2 separate regions of the Homo sapiens genome follow, and region 1 is linked to region 2. The links are chromatin loops, found by intact Hi-C in ENCODE. Cell type or tissue: mammary epithelial cell. All regions are shown on one strand. Each heading gives the region's core, and the rest is flanking DNA. Links, peaks and the distances in the headings are about the cores only.

Region 1 (8,334 bases), core at 253-8,252, 58 kb before region 2:
TGACCCAGCTGTCACCTGAGTTTTGTTTTAGGGGAGATTGTCCCTGCATCTGAGACATGCAGAGAGGAGCCCATCTAGGGTGATCAACTGTTACAGTTTACCTGGGACTTGCCCAGTTTTCACAGTGAAAGTCCCATGTCCCAGGAAACCCCAAAGTCCTGGGCACACTGAGACAGTTGGCCACTCTAGCAGGTCCCCTCCCACCCTCCCAGTCAAATGGATTGGAAGCAAAACCCAGACTGCCTGTATTTCAATTCTGACCTCAGAACTCACTAACTGCAAGTTGATCTACCACTCTGTGCCTCAGTCTCTCCATCTGTAAAATGAGGATGATGAAAGTACCTGTCTCAAGGGGTTGCTAAAAGATTAGAACACACACACACACACACACACACACACACACACACACACACTGCTTCTTCAATTGTAACTAGCTGGAGTAGGTACTCAGGGAAATGTGAGCAATTGATATTGTCTTATTGTCACGTCTCCACCTGCAGAAATGGGATCTTTCCATTTTTGGGAGCTAGCATTGCTTCCTTGCTGATGGGGATGGATGGTAGAAAAAAATCCCTTTGCTATCTACAAAGGAACATGACTAAGAGACATTTCCAGTGGGAAGATGTGATCTCTCCCCTCCTTTTAACCTTTTGTGTTAAATAAAACACAGATACAGAATATGGCATAAAACAAGTGGATTCTAAATAAGGCCAAAATTCTTGTAACGAATATCTGTGTTGGAAGACAGAAATTTGCCAGCTACCCAAGGAGTCCTCCATTGCTCTGCCCAAACTCTACCCCCTTTTCCTTCCCCAAGAGTGGAAGGAATGCTTATTATATCCAGAAGTGCTCCATTTTATTGTTTTCTTTAGGGCAAAAAAGGTGGCATTGTGGTGCTGTTCAATCATGACTCTCTTATGTCATCTAGAAAACAGAAGGATCCATGTCTCCTTCATTTATTTATTTATTTATTTTTGGGGGGTGGGAGGGGGAGGAAAGAAGTCTGATTTCTAAAGGAAAGGGTTTAAGTAGGAAGTTGTAAATATTACCTTTCTTTTTGCAGCTATGCATACTATCACCTGTAAGAGTGCATAGATCTTGGTGTATGTTGCTTAAAGAAAATAGACAATAGTCACAGTCCATTAAAATCCCATCTGCTTTCTATAAAATGGAAAAGTCATTACTGCTGAGTCAGGGGGTCTCAGACCCATGTTGAGGAAGACATCACCTACTGATTCTTTACATCATTGCAGCTTACAAAGGATAGAGTCACCCCCTTATTTTTCTACCAGGTCAAGTGCTTTTTACACCAAACCATGCTTCTCCCTCAACAGCTGTTGGTATAAAACATTCCTATTGCTATTTTGAATGATGCTGAAAAGAATACAGGGCCCAGCTGTCTGGTTACGGTATTAATTGTAAGATCTAGAAAGGCAGAGGCTGGGTGGATGTGGAAAACTGGGACTTCAGACTTGAGTCACAGAGGCAGGGAACATGCATCCCCGGGGAATGGGTTGTGGAAGAGAAACAGAGCTTAATGGAGGAAACTATTCATTGATGGGGCAGGCAGTTGGAAATAAAGACCAGGAAGCACAATTTGAAATATGGGCTTGTGTATCTGTTAGTATTAGCTTCATCTGCATAGAATAGAAAACCCAAATAAAGGTGGTTTAAATACAATAAAGCTAGTTTCTCTCTAGAGGTATGCAGTCCATAGCTGGCATGTGGGTTCCATGACTGTTAGGAACCCAGACTTCTACCTTCCTGCTTTGCCATCCTTAGCAGGTGAGGTACGTCACCTGCTTTGGGTTCAGGATGGCTGCTGACACACCAGCCATCACATCCAGGTGTTAGGCAAAAGGATGCAGAAAAAAGGTCAACAAGGTGTGTCTTGAAGCAGGGTAGCTTTTTAAAGTAGCCATCCCAGAAGCTACACCTGACAACTTCTGCTTCATTGAGCGTACCTAGCTGAAAGGCAGGCTGAGAAATACAGACTTGGCTTCCTGGAATAAACTGAGATTCTCTTGGAAGGGTTGCCAGAGACAATGAACATGGAGGTGGGGCAGCCTGTCCTCTTTTCCACATATGTTGAGGCAGTAAAGCCTCATGGTTAACCGTGGAGCCTCTAATGCCAGATTACTTGAGTAAGCATCTGGGCTCTATCACCTACTAACTGTGTGATCAATGACAAGACACCTAACATTTCTAAGACACAGTTTCCTCATCTGTGAAATAAAGAAAGTAATCAAGACTCCCGCAAAGGCTTGTGAGAGTCTGATAATGATGTAGATGCAGAGTGCTTAGCACAGTGTTTGGCACCCAGAAAGCAGCTCAAAGTGACAGCTATTACTAGGATTCTGATTTAAAGGGCTTGGGAAGCAAAGTTTCAATAACGTTTATAACATATGATAAAAATTAAATCCCATTCAAACAAACATGTCATCCAAAAAGTATGATGGAGGGGTTCCCAAATCTGGATTGGTGACTCCTTTTAAGTGCAGTTTCCATAGGACTAAATGATTTGAGGTTCCTTGCATTCCCGTATGGGGGGTGTGAACAGTTTGAGAGACTCTCTGTGAACTTCGGGGACATGGGTCTTTCCTGACCCAATTGCTGCCAACCTGGTGAAGATGGAAGGAAAGATGCTGCCCTGACCACACTCAAGCGGGCCAGGCCACCACAGAAGCTCTGCGGCTGGACGTTCTGCTCTCAGACTTGCCCTGTACCCACTCCAGGAGTAAGCCTCTGCTGGTTCCATTTTTTTCTGAGCTTCAGACCATTCTGCTTAGATCATCAGCCTCCTTTACCTCTCTGGAAAGCTCTTTGTATCCACGTTTTGGTGGTCCTGGTTTCTCCTGGGTTCAGGGACCCACCCATTTTAGTCTGCACTTCCCAAAGTGTGTCCTTAGGAACATTAATCTCAAACACGATTCCATTATCAACTATGTGTGGGAAGCACTGTATACTCTAGTCTCACTCTGGGAAGTCAAAATGCACATTAGCATATTAAAGGATCTGAGAAGTCCTGCAAAGAAATACTATTAATCAACCCAATGTTTCCTACTTACGGACTGAGAAAGCTTGGCTTAGAGGTCAGCTTTAGGAGGGTGTGTCCTGAACATCTCAAATTTCCTATAATTCCTAGTCAAATATGCTTTTCTCTCATATGCAGTTTTCTTGTTCCTGGTGGGAGTGGGTGGGGGCAGGGAACTCCTACTGAGTCCCTCTTTTCAGCCAAGGAGATATCTAAGGTTTAAATCCCATTTGCAGATCTGAGATGATCATTATTTTCTTGAAACCAATAAATGATGCATCTTTTCTGGGTGTCTCTTATAAACTCTTCCTACTTTTTTATATTCTCTGCTTATTATAAGAAATGAGATCACGGTTATGAAAGCTGCTTTATCAACCTTTAAATGCTGTATAAATGTTAATTGTCACTGTTACAATGACTCACTCTGGTGCTCCAATCCCTTTCTCCCTGGGATGCAGCATTTACAGAATTGTAGTTTCATAATATAAAAATAATTGAAACCTACACAAATAGTAATAGCCATTTATATTACAAAAGGGTCCGTTCTGTTAGTGTAATAAGAAAATGACTGTAAAGTACATCATCAGTTCTCTGTCAAATGCAGGAAGAAAGAAGTGTAGACATCACTCCCCCTTGAATCCTGAGGTTATATCCAGACACGCAAATCCAGAAACTTCCACGCCGACACGTCCAGACACTCAGAGCTGCCTCCTGCCTGCCCTCAAACCTCCAGGGTCAGATCCTCTAGTTACCCGCAGCTCTGCAGTGGAGCTTTCTTCAGATCACTTCAAAATGGAGATAGTAAACACCAGCTGAGGCTTGATTTGCCCAAGCTCCCAAACAATGGACTCTTCCTTGTTTGTTTTGAGAAGTTTGAACTTGGCTCTGCCTTTCCTGTAGACCGCAGCAGTTTTCACAGACACAGCCATACAAATATTGTATGATTCCACTTATAGGGGGTACCCAGAATAGGCAAAGTCACAGAGACAGAAAGTAGGGTAGAGGTTACCAGAAGCTGAGGGGAAGGAAGAAGGAGGAGTTATTGTTTAATGGGCATGGAGTTTTTGTTTGGAATGATGAAAATGTACTGGAAATGGATGGGGGTGACAGTTGCACAGCACTGAATCATTCAATTAAAAAAAAAGCTAAAGGGTAAATGTTATGTTATATATATATATATTTTGCCACAATAAACCAGAGCAAACAATGACAACAATAACATATTTGATATCAATTCCCCCAAAATGGTGTCATCCCCTGGGGACAGCTCCTAATCTGTGTTGTGTGGCAGCGACATGGTCATGGGAGGGAGGGTGAAGTGGACAGGATCTCCAGTCCTGGGAGAATGAGCCCCATATGGGAAGACCCAGCCAGGAGTGCCCGTCAGGCAGCTGCAAGCATCTCCTAGCACTGAGAGCTCGCGTGGGTTTGGACATCAGCAGGAAGGCTCAGCTCATCTTTCCTAGGTACCTTTCTTACTTCTGAAGACAAACCGAAAAGTTTTTTTCTTTTGACAGAGGCTAGAAAGTGTTAGAAAGCTGTCCTGGTTGAGCAGGTCTGCTTCAGTCTAAGGACTCCGTGAGAGGTGCGTGGGATCACAGAAAGCCAACTTTGAGAAAGTAGAAGCACAGTGGAGTCTACTCAGGAAACACAGCATTTCTGGGGTCTTTCTGTTGGTGAGGGAAGGAGACAGGTTGCTTACTGGAAAGAGTTTAAGACAGCGGCCTCTAGGTGGTGCACAGACCGTGATAAATACCTGAGAAGAGGATGAGATTTTTGTCAGTGAATCAAGCTTCATGGCTCAGTTCAGAAGCAGGGGATTTTTGTAAGGATGCTACTCCCTGCCCCAGCTGAAGGCAAGCCCTAAATATGAACCTCCTGGAGTCGATTTAAAGATGGCAGAGCTTTGATCATCTTGATGACAATGGGGGGAAGGCATCACAGCTCCCTGAGGATGCCGCGGAGCCATCAGCTGTGGCCTTTCCCGCCAGGAGGGAGGTGAAGTGCGCCAATGGAAACATTCAGTGCTCGGAGAAGAAAAGGCCTATTGTTACTCCCGGGAGGGTGTCAGTGGGGGCGCTGGCTGAACGCAGTGGTGGAAGGGGTGATCTCTCAGCCGTCAGGAGAGAATGCATTCAGGCCCTCAGCTCTAGGAGTGTGTTTTTCCCCCCTCCTCTTTTCAAGCCTGTATCATCTCAGCAAGTGCCTCAAGTGAGCAGCAGACAGGACAGAGGCCAGCCACTGGGGAGGCAGGGCTGGAGGAGCAGGCAGCTCCTCTCACCCTCCCAGGGCCATTCTCATGCAACACACAACCAACACGCACACATGCAAAGCCCTGTGAGGACAGACTGACATGGCCTGGAGAGTGCGGCAATCCATTGCTGCAGAGAGTGGAGCAGGCGGCGCTCACTCTCAGTGCCCAGGTTAGTTCTGTTTTTCTCCATTACACCACAAGGGCTCAGTCACTTCACCTATGCTGAGCAGGTCTATTCATGATTCTGTGCAAACTGGGAGCACTTAGCTAGTTGGTGACATGCATTTACGGGAGGCCCTCCAAGGGCCCCATGCTTGACTCAAGGCAGTGGTGAGGTGCAGAGGAAGCAGAAACTTCTGTCTCAGGCTTCAGGAGGGTACAGTCTGGAGCTACACTACCCATTATGGTAGCCACTGGCCATATGTGGCTATTTAAATTAAAAGTAGCTAAAACAAAAAATTCAACTCCTAAGTTGAACTAGCCATGTTTCAAGTGCTCAGTAGCCACATTTGGCCAGTGGCTACCATACTGGACAGCACAAAAACCATTTCCATCCTTGCAGAAAGTTCTGCTGGACAGTATTGTGGCATTTTGGGCATCTATGGGAACGATATAAGGCCACTTACAAAGGTGGAAATTAAGAGCAAATCAATGGGGGGAAATTAAGGCTCAGACGAATTGTGTCTTCCAGCCAGTAAGTGGTCTTCTGATTTCTACTCCAGAGTTTAGAAGCATCCTGAGGATGGTCTTGACCCTAATACATGAAATGTTTGCATTTGGGGTGGGGAGTGGGGTTGAGCACTAGTGTGGTGGTGGTGGGTTAGCTATTGGAATAGATTTCAAGGTAACTAGAAGCACGCTCTCTAAGCTGTAGCCCCCCAGATATGTGAGTGATTCATTTCTGGTTTCACTTCATCTGTGGTATTCTTCCCCACCTTCTGCCTTCCTCTCTCTTACTGTATTTACTCTCTCTTACTCCCTCTTATTGTATTTACTATGTGTCAGGGGCTGGGCTAAGTGCTTTCACACATCTCATTTAATTCCCACCACCTTCTGTGAATTGGAATTGCTGCCTATCTAAGCAAGAGATCCATTTCCTCTCCCCAAATATGACTCCTGCTCTCCCCAGCCCTTGGCTGTCCCAGTAAGAGGACTGCACTCCCAGCTCCAAGGGAGGGCTTCACTGATCCAAAAGGAGTCTTTTGTGATCAACAGGCTGAGGAACACAGCTCAAGGCCAATCTCCTTGCCACAACAATTTGTTGAGAAATGAGGTGTGACTTCTTTGGGCCAATAGGAAACAAGAGGAAGTTAGCTAAGTGCTTCTGGGAAAGAAGTTTGCTTTATCTTAAAAGAGAGTTACTAGAGATGTGTCTTTCCACTGACTTCCTAGTGTATGGATATAAGACCTCATCCATTTCTGTGCTGCTCAATACATAGCAGAGAGAAGAGCCAAGAACTCGCAGAGAAAGGGTGCGGGAGGGCCTGGAAGGGGCTATGGCTGGTGCTCTGGGCTCAGTGATGCCAGCCAGTCAACCCCTTTGTTGTTTCAGCATTTAGCCTTAGGCTTTCTGGGATTGCAGCCCACAAAACACCAAATGATCATTCCCTTCTGCAGATAATGAAACTCGGGCTAAGAGAATTTGATAACTTGCCCAGAACTACCTAGCTAGGAAAAGGCAGAGCCGGGTTAGAAATACAGATATCCTTGACCCCAGACACATGCTCTTTTGTTTATCACACTGTTTCTTCTCTGCATGAACCATGCTGGTATTTCAAAGGACCTAGGGGAGAAACCATGAAGACAAAACTGAAGAAATCAGACCTCTGAGGCCCCAAGAATACTCTTTTACCTCGAATATTACCTGAGAATGCTCTGATAGTCTGGTTTTTATAGGTAATTGCAAACCAGACTTTAAAAATTCATTGGCAGCTAGAGTTGATGGTCCTATTTATTTCTTGCTTTTTCCCAGGGCCCTTAGGGAACTCTTTTGGGCTTTTGGCTTTTTTTTTTTTTTTAAGAGTGGATGAGAAACTTCTAGACAGAACTGCTGAAATCCCTGCCTTTCACCAGGTGAATTAAATTAAATACCTTAGCTCTTTTAAGCGTTCAGCCAACTGAGCTCCTGGGCAGCCAGATCTCACCTTTACCCTTTGCTTTTATTTATTGCATATCCAGGGAGTTTGCTGGTAAACCAGCAGGTGACTCGACTCCCTTCAATGTTGGAAAGCTGTGGTTGCTGCCTTAGAGACTTTTCAGTCTTTCAGAATTCAGTCAACAACCCCGGGGAGGGCTGTGATTCTGTCTTTGTCTCTTTGTCACTCTTCTGGCATCTCTCAGCTCCCTCCCCTAATGGTGCCCTTGACCTTATTTAATGAAGGTCATCCTTCTTGCAAATATCACTTTAAACATATCAGGCACTGATCAACTGAGAGATTTCCTAGCAGAAAGGTCACAGCTGAAAAGCATCATCTTTCCCTGCTCCCCTTAGCAATTGCTCTGGAGGAGATGCCTTGGGGGAGGCGGAAGTTGCCCACACAGGAAAGCCCTTGGAGTCTGTTGGATTAGCATCAGCTGCACTCCTGCTGCTGCACAAAACAGGAGCACGGCTGAAACAACACTGCCTTCGAGAACTTTTGTCTTGGCCCTGGTGGAAATGCTAGCAGTGGAACATATCTGTATCTGTACCAGGTTGCAGCAACCTCAGTTCTTGCCTCCTCCTCAGAAGAAAGAATTTGACTGAGGAGCGTAAGACAGAAGGAGAGACCGAGGGAGTTTTAGAGCAGGAGTGAAAGTTTATTAAAAAGCTTTAGTTAGCCCTGTGTGGTGGTGGGCACCTGTAACCCTAGCTACTCTGGAGGCTGAGGCAGGAGAATCACTTGAACCTGGGAGGCGGAGGTTGCAGTGAGCCGAGATTGCACCACTGCACTCCAGCCTGGGCGACAGAGCGAGACTCCATCTCAAAAAAAAAATAAAAGCTTTAGAGCAGGAATGAAAGGAAGTAAGGCACACTTGGAAGAGGGCCAGGCGGAATGGCTTGAGTGGC
Region 2 (8,334 bases), core at 130-8,129:
CCCCATTCCGGGTTGTGAACCTGTTAATCTCAGGAGCCACGGAGACACATCCATCCCTTCACCACCTCATGGGTATGCAGAGTAAGGAGGCACTGGGTCACTTAGCCCAAGCAGTGGTTCTTGAAGTGTGGTATGGGGACCCCAGGGGTCTTAGAGACTCTTTTTTGGGGTAGGCCACAAGATCAAAACTATTATCATGATGCTAACATGTCAATTTCCCTTTTCACTCTTACTCTCTCATGAGTGTAGACTGGTGTGTTCTGGAGGCTACATGATGTGTGATGTCGCAACAGTTTGAGTGCAGAAGCAGGTATGAGAATCCAGCTGTCTTCTCTTATGCCAGACAGGAAAGAGACTTGCAAACATGTAAAATGCTGTCATTATGCTTCCTGATTTTTTGAAAAATAGTTATTTTTCATAAAATATATAATTTATGTTAGCATATAATGAACTTATTTTTAAAAATGTATTATTAGGTAGTTTTAAAATTTCCAATAACCCCCATAAACTAAAGTTTGCTGGATTTTTCAGTATTTTCTAAGAATGTAAAGGAATTCTGAGACCAAAAATTTGAGAACTACTGACATTACTGAGTCTATAGAGCACCCCACATCATGTGGCATCAGGGGATCTGGGCCACTTTATATGCTCACTCTTGACATTTACAGAATGAGCAAATGGGTCTGGATTTGAATTAGGCTATTTTGAATTTAAGGGGACCTTACAGTCAAGAAGATATATTTTAATTATAAATGTATAGATTATGTAAGAAAAAAAAGCACCTTCAGCTATGAGTAGGGAAAAATAACTTTTATGTACTCTCTTATTTCAGAGATACTGGATTTCTGAATCCAATATTTACTGTAAGTCTTCTCTGAGCCTTCAATATGAACATTAGAAGTATTGTGAATCTCCCAGAGAAATACACTACGCTGTATTTTCCAGACTTATTTGATCATAAACTTTTTTAGGGATGACTTGCAGAGCTAATGTTCCAAGGAACGCACTTTGGGAAAATGCTTTACTCAGCAAAAGGATGAACTGCTCCAAAGACCTGAGAGCTGCTCAATGACTACAAGCCCAACTGCTTGCTCCAGTGCGAGAACAGGGAGGGCTGGCTGTGCCCTGTACTCTGGGGGTGCCCGGGTGGGTCTGGTGGAGGGTGGAGTGGGCCAGGAAGCATTCAGCCTAACCTGATGGTGAACAATGTAGCAGAGGGGAGAGAGAGGTGATTCTGGAGCCCAGGGCTGGCCTGGGTAGAGAGCAGAAATAGAATAGAAGCTTTTTAGATCTCGTGAGAATGTGGGATACTGGGGATGGGAGGGGAAGAGCAGCGCGGAGATGGGACAATGATGCTGTAAGAGATGAGAAGCCCAAGGCAGGTCTCACCTGCCTTACCCACCCAGTCACAGTGCAGGGAGTTGGAATGGAATGAGAGCTAGTCCATAAACCATCATTCTCAGCAAACTAACACAAGAACAGAAAACCAAACATCGCATGTTCTCACTTATAAGTGGGAGTTGAACAATGAATGAGAACACATCACACACCAGGGCCTGTCGGGGGGTGGGGGGCTAGGGGAGGGATAGCATTAGGAGAAATACCTAATGTAGATGACAGGTTGATGGGTGCAGCAAACAACTATGGCACGTGTATACCTATGTAACAAACCTGCACATTCTGCACATGAATCCCAGAACTTAAAGTATAAGAAAAAAACAAACAAAAGAATAGGGCATCCATGCTTACTCTCCCAAGAGACAAGGCTGCCAAGAGGAGCTCCTGTCCCTCTTTCCCTGTGCTCCCCAGCAGAGGGCCATTGCTGATCTGATAGGTGACAGCCTGACACTGCACTGTCACTTGGGGTGGGCTTTCTAACCTCCCTTTACTGGGTTTCCTCACCTGAAGAATGGAGTTGACAATAGCGCTTTCCTCTTTACCTCCCAGTGAGGTCATTTGCCAGAGGATCTTGCTCAGTGCTTGAGGTGGAAGCATGGACAGCTGATGGTGGTGGTGTTATTTCTTGGGCCATGTTTCATCCCTGGGCACTGGGCTGAAGGCTGGCCACCCTCTTGGGTTTTGTTCCCATGTGTAAGCACATGACTGGGTGGGGAGGTTAGCTCACACCTCACTGGATTTGGCTGTCCGAAGTTCCATCTGGGGAAGGGAGGAGAGAAGTGGGAAAACCAACTTCAACCTCAGGTTCAGCCATGTTCTCCAAAGAACTTGCTTGAAGCTTTGTCCCTTGGGGTGATGGGTGCTGGCCCAGGCTAACCTGGTGGGACTTCTGCCCTCAGTGTGTGTTAGCCCTGAGGCACTGGTGACAGCCCCTTCTTATCTACTCCCGTGAAAGAGTCCTATTTCACATATTGAGATTCAGTTTGGTCCAGAAGTTTGGATGTGCTGGGGTTTCTGAAGGCCCAGACATACCTTAGGGCTGAGACCAGAACTGCAGAGGAATACACCCAGGGGTCACGTGGATTAGAACACTATCAGCTTTCTCACTCCTGAGGTGGATTTGGGAACTATAGCTTGAACCAGAACAAAAATCAGTCTTCTATAGATACCTGGGTTAACTGAACTCACCCAACCAAAACTTGAGGCCTCCGTGCAGTGCAGCACCAGCCAGGATAGTCTGCCCTGCGAGGGAGGCCAGATGCTCCGGCCCTTTGCTGGGCAGCTGGGCTCCTTGAGCTTACTTTGTTTCTCCTAGTCTCATGAGATGATCCCTCCTTTGCCCCTGAAGAAGAGTGAGGAGTGAACAGTGAAGACAAAGATACAAGGTTTCATTCCACATCTTCCAGAATGTCTGTGCTTCCCTTTTTATAGACTTGCAGGGCTATGAGTGAGTCCTTATTGGAGATGGTCTTTGGTGGTAGGGCCCTTCCCTCCCTTTGAGGCAACAGCCCTTTCCCAGCTGAACTGCCTGGCCTCCTGCCCCTGCTCCTGCCCAGCAGAGTTGCTCCTTGAGGCTAAGCGAGGTTGGAGGGGTGGGGAGGTGCAGTGGGATTGGCCCGTACAGGGGAGGGCCTCTCTTCTGGGTTCTTTTGATTCCATGAAGTGTTTAGTCACAGGTCTGGACTCGGAGCATATTTTGTGAACAGGCCATTTGATAGTTTTCTTTTCGAAGGCATCAACTTTGATTTGCGCCAACATGCTATTTTCCTAGTAATCTTTGCTAAGGCAACGTTAAAATGGATTTGTATTATTTGAGCCTAATTTGGCTGGGAAGCTGGTAGGAAGCTGGAGGGGGATTCCTGGCTGGGAGAGGGTTTGTCACAAGGGTTGACTTTAGCATAAACATCAAGGCTGGAGGGGACGGCTGTTCTGCTTCCTTAGGGAGGCAGGAACAGCTAATGGGGTCTCTGGAATCCAACAGATTCATCTGGCAATCCCCAATTGAGGTGACCTTGGGCCACTTTATAGTTCTGAGGACAGTTTTCTCTTGGACATTGTTTTAGGGTTGTTATGAAGATTAAATGGGATAATGTGGTTAAAGCATACAGTACTGTCCTTGATATCTTACATCCTAGCAAATACTCATCAAAAGATTATTATTATTATTTTTAGGAGTGATCAAAAGGCTGAGATTTCTTTCATCTTCACCCCAAACCGCTGAGAGAAACTTGTTTTTTTGTTTGTTTGTTTTGTTTTGTTTTGGTTTTGTTTTTTTGTCTCTTCCTCTTGACTTTCTTCCTGTACTCACGTTCCCTGGCTTTCTCTGTAGTCTGCATCCCACCATTCTCATGTATTTCCTTTGTTTAAAGTTAACCCAAAGTTTAGCTTGAGTACATCTTGTTCTATTGGGCTTTCCTTGACAGCTCAACCCAGACTTGGTAGCTGCTAACTGCTCCGATGGACTCAGGAATGTTACAAATTCTTGGGGGCAATGGCAGACGTGTCAGCCCCAGATTACCCCACAGTGCCCAGAACATTGAAGGAAGATTGCCACAGACATACAGTGAGTCGCAGCGACTCTCATCTGGGTGGCTGAGGGAGGCAGCTGCTGCCTCAGCCTACATGGCTTGCCAGTCAGGAGCACACAGAGCTGTCTCTAGGGAGCTACTTTTTAAGGTCAGGTGTTGGCCATACATGGTTTATCATTATTTTTGTTTTTAGCTATATAACCTTTGCTAAAATGATCTCAGGTGGACATGGAATATAGAAAGCAGCGCACAGTGGGCTGCTCTTGGTGCAGTGGGGAGAGGCACCTGGCATCCCTCCCCTTGACTTTCGCACTTCTGTGGACTCCCCATGGCTCTACCCCATGGAGATTGGAAGCTACCAGGAGGGTGGGGCTTCTGACCATAGATTGCTGATGGTTACTGGCTTTCCGTGGTTAACTTTTACACTATGACATGGAGCCTGACTGCTGAGGACTCCTACCTCTAGGACAACTTGAGCTTGAGAAGTTTCATCCAACCTTACTTATCTTTCATGCCTAGGAGCCCTGGGTACTATGGCTTCTGCCCAAGCATGGGAATAATACAACACGTCTCCAGCTTGGAGCATACATTCATAGGAACCGAAGAAATAAAAGTGCAGAGGTCATCTATCATCTTGGGCAGAGACTGAGAGTGACTTCCTCCTATCCACCCCCTCCTTTTCCTTACTAACACAACCTACATGAGTAGAGGTGGCAATAGGACCTGGTAAAGATTCCTTTTCCAAGTGTCTCTTATAGATAGGAATGGCCAATGAGATGTATGGGCAGGGATTCAAGGAAAGCTTTTTTAGGGGTTTTGACTCAATTGCCAAGCTCCACTTTCCCAACTCCTTTCTCTTTGTTGAGGAATGAGGATGTGATGGTTGGAGCTCCAGCAGCTAGCCAGGAAGCCATGAGGATGAGGGTCCTACCCAAAGAGTAGGATAAAGCTTACTTTATGCCATGAGGGCATTTGTGGAACCCCATACTAGGAAGACAGACATTAGACTTTCTGTGGTCATCTCTTTATGTGGTAGAGGAAAAAACTACAAATAAAACCTCTTACAACTTGTCTTGTTGAAGCCTCAATTTTGGAATTTTTTTTTTTTTTTTTACTGCCAGCCAAATGCAGTTTCTCAGTGATGATATATCATCACCACACTCACTGATGTGGCCTCAGAGGACAATATTTGTAGCTTCAGGTGGTTTAGCATCAGCTTTTCTCCAATTAAGATGTTATATATCGACAGACCTGATTTCAATACCACTCCACCTCTCCTCTGATAGCCTTTTCCAAAGCAGTGTTAATTTTCAAAGAAGTGATTAAAAGGTTACGCAGAGATGAGAGGAAAATGAAAAATGAGAACCTCACCATTTGCAAGCTGAATAAACACACCATTATCTTTTGACCACAGTGAGAGACAAGAAGGAGACTGCTGGTCACTGTGGCCAGCCATAATCACAGTGATTTTGGTGGACACATATTTCATCCAGCCTTACTTATCTTTCATGTCTAGGAGCCATGGGAATAATACAACACAGGTCTCCAGCTTGGAGCATACTTTCATAGGAACCGAAGAAATAAAAGTGCAGAGGTCATCATTCAGTGATAGAACCTCCTGGTTTTTGTTTTTGTGAAGGCTCAAAATGCTTCCCTCATAGCACAACACAACCATTTCTACGATGGCCAGGACCCCTCCTGTGATCATCATTTCTAACCTGGAACCCATGAGGATTGAATCCTTTCCTCTGGTCCCCAGGAAACTGGGCACACCTCACTAGGTTCATTCTCACCTCTGGAAAGGAGAGAGCTGCCCTGGGTTGTGCTGGCACAACCACTGACTCTGGAGATCCGAAATAAAGACCCTAGAGGGGTTTCGTCCTCCCTGAAGTCATTTTATTAGATTATTACTCAGTGGGTGGCAGCTCCTCAAGGCCTTGGAAGCCAAACACATTACATTTCATTGCCAGCAAATAAAGGCACATTTCAGGGGGCTTCTGGGGAGTGAGTTAATAGTTATAAGGGATTTCTGAAGGAAGAATTGGATATGTTCCCACTGATCTCAGAATTACACCTTTGACCCAGCATAAGTTGTGTTTTATTTTCTAAGACAATGCATTGGTCAGCTCTGGAATCACTGGATGTGAATGGAGGGTGAAATAGCTCATCATATCATTAAGTCTTTATCAAAATTACCCCAAGCATTGGATGGGGCTTTAATAATGAAAGAGCTAGTTATGGCTCATGCAAACGATTATGACAGCACAAAATGCTTTTTAGTGATTTCGTTAGAATTAGGCAATAGCGATAGGCACAAACAGCCACTTCGGGGACATGCCAGCTGCTTCCAGCAAAGCTGCTGACATGAAAACAGGGAAAGGCACTAAAACAGACACAATCCAAGTCATAATCTGCTCGCTAATAATTTCCTTTTTGTGTCTGCAGCCTTTAAGGATTGTCCTGAATAAGGGTATTCATAAGGACAGAGAGTTAAGTCAAGCCATTACGCTGGGGCACAGCAAACTGCTATCACGAGGATGAATAAGGCTGGAGACCAAAGACAAGACTGATTAAAGGGTGGCGGAACTGATGAGTCCCAGCTGAGAAGCGTTCCTCTGTGTGGGTGGCAGCCCGTGCTGCACATGGTCTCTGAGGCCCAGTCCAGTTCTTGGCACAGGCCAGCAAAGGGCAGCTGTGTATCAGCGGTGGAAGCTGCCCCATGGAATTCCAAACATCATTTTTATCTTTGCTGCCCGCTAACTCCCTTCCCAGTTGCACACTAATTAAAGACTTTGGTTCCTCCACAGCAACGATGCCTTTTACCTGCCACAAAGTTCTCCTTTGAATTCAAAGTCTGCCCTGCATTTGTAACATTAAAAAAACCCCATTAGCTGCTCTGCCTCTGATTTCACTGACCTGTTTGTTTTTCTGCTGACATCTTTCTGGTGCTTTGATGAAGGGGCTTCGCTCCCACACTCCGTCCTGTGGCTTGGGAAGTACTGAGATGGGTGAGGTGCTTATTTACACAACTCTTTGGATCGTTAGGTAAAAGGGGTGACACACTTCTCACTCTCAGCAACATGTTGAGACAGGTGCCTGAGTGTTGCTTCTTAACTTACCTTCTTGTCAGCACACACCTGAATCTGTACAATCATAGCTCATCCAAAAGGACACCCCCTGTAGTGCTTTCCAAGTGTATATTTTCCAGAATTCTGTTTAAACTTAACTTGGTAGGCTGTGTATAGAACTACAAAGGCATTTTGTGCTCAAACCTTTTGTGTAAGAAACTATGTTTTCTAGGCCAGGCATAGTGGCTTACACCTGTAATCCCAGCACTTTGGGAGACCGAGGCAGGCGGATCACCTGAGGTTGGGAGTTTGAGACCAGCCTGGCCAACATGGCGAAACCCCGTCACTACTAAAAATACAAAAATTAGCCAGACTTGGTGGCAGGTACCAGTAATTCCAGCTACTCAGGATGCTGAGGCAGGAGAATCACTTGAACCTGGGAGGTTGGAGGCTGCAGTAAGCCCAGATTGCGCCACTGCACTCCAGCCTGGGCAACAGAGTGAGACTCCATCTCAATGGGGAAAAAAAAAAAAGGAATTATGTTTTGTTTATTTTTCTTAACTCATGGGAGACTAATAATCAAAATTTTGATTCTAGTTCATAAAACTAAGTCTCAGACAATGTTGTGTATTTCCTTACTGATTTTTGAAGAAATTTTTTTTTATTGAGGCAAATTGTATATACAATGAAATGAAGATCTTATGTGTACATTTTGATTTTGTTTGTTTGTTTGTTTTGAGAGAGTTTTGCTCTTGTTGCCCAGGCTAGAGAGCAATGGTGTGATCTCGGCTCACTGCAACCTCTGCCTCCCAGGTTCAAGCAATTCTCCTGCCTCAGCCTCCCGAGTAGCTGGGATTACAGGCATCTGCCACTACACCCAGCTAATTTTTGTATTTTTAGTAGAGATGGGGTTTGGCCATGTTGGCCAGGCTGGTCTCAAACTCCGGACCTCAGGTGATCCACCCATCCGGCCTCCCTAAGTGCTGGGATTACAGGTGTCAGCCACCATGCCCAGCCTATTTTGATGAGTTTTGATCAAGGTATACCCCTGTGTAACTGCCACCCCAACCTAGATACAGAACATTTCCATCGCTTAGCTCTCTAGTCAATACCTAGGGCAACCATGATTCTGACTTCTACCACCTCTTCTTGAATCAGTCATGCTTTATGTTCTCTTTTCTGCAACTTTCTCCTGCGTTTGAGCAGCATATTTTTGAGATTCATCCATGTCTCTGTACTGTGGCTCATTCTTTTTATTGTAGATTAGTATTCTATTACATGAATATACCATAATTTTATCTATTCTTGGATATAACTTTTGTTTATCCATTCTTCTGTTG

What was found. Hi-C counts contacts between places; a loop is a spot of excess contacts. Peaks named below come from ENCODE experiments on the same cell type or tissue, not always from the same donor. Only the 100,000 strongest peaks of a DNase experiment are listed, where the experiment ranks them.
Region 1: it touches region 2 in a loop (2.6-fold over the local background); 10 of 110 quality-filtered maps call a loop at or near these places.

The regions. Positions count from the first base shown.
Region 1 is chr2:158,742,244-158,750,577 of GRCh38, reverse strand. No RefSeq gene overlaps it. Among named protein-coding and RNA genes, the nearest start is that of PKP4-AS1, 11 kb to the right of the region's middle. RefSeq lists enhancers at 4,769-5,269, 5,270-5,770. In mammary epithelial cell, for the core only: a CTCF peak has its summit at 4,750 (motif pointing right); no DNase peak of the experiment used is centred there; H3K27me3 peaks cover 148 bases.
Region 2 is chr2:158,684,525-158,692,858 of GRCh38, reverse strand. The region is part of intron 1 of PKP4-AS1 (PKP4 antisense RNA 1); the gene reads left to right. Among named protein-coding and RNA genes, the nearest start is that of PKP4-AS1, 46 kb to the left of the region's middle. In mammary epithelial cell, for the core only: no CTCF peak of the experiment used is centred there; DNase peaks (open chromatin) are centred at 3,938 and 7,008.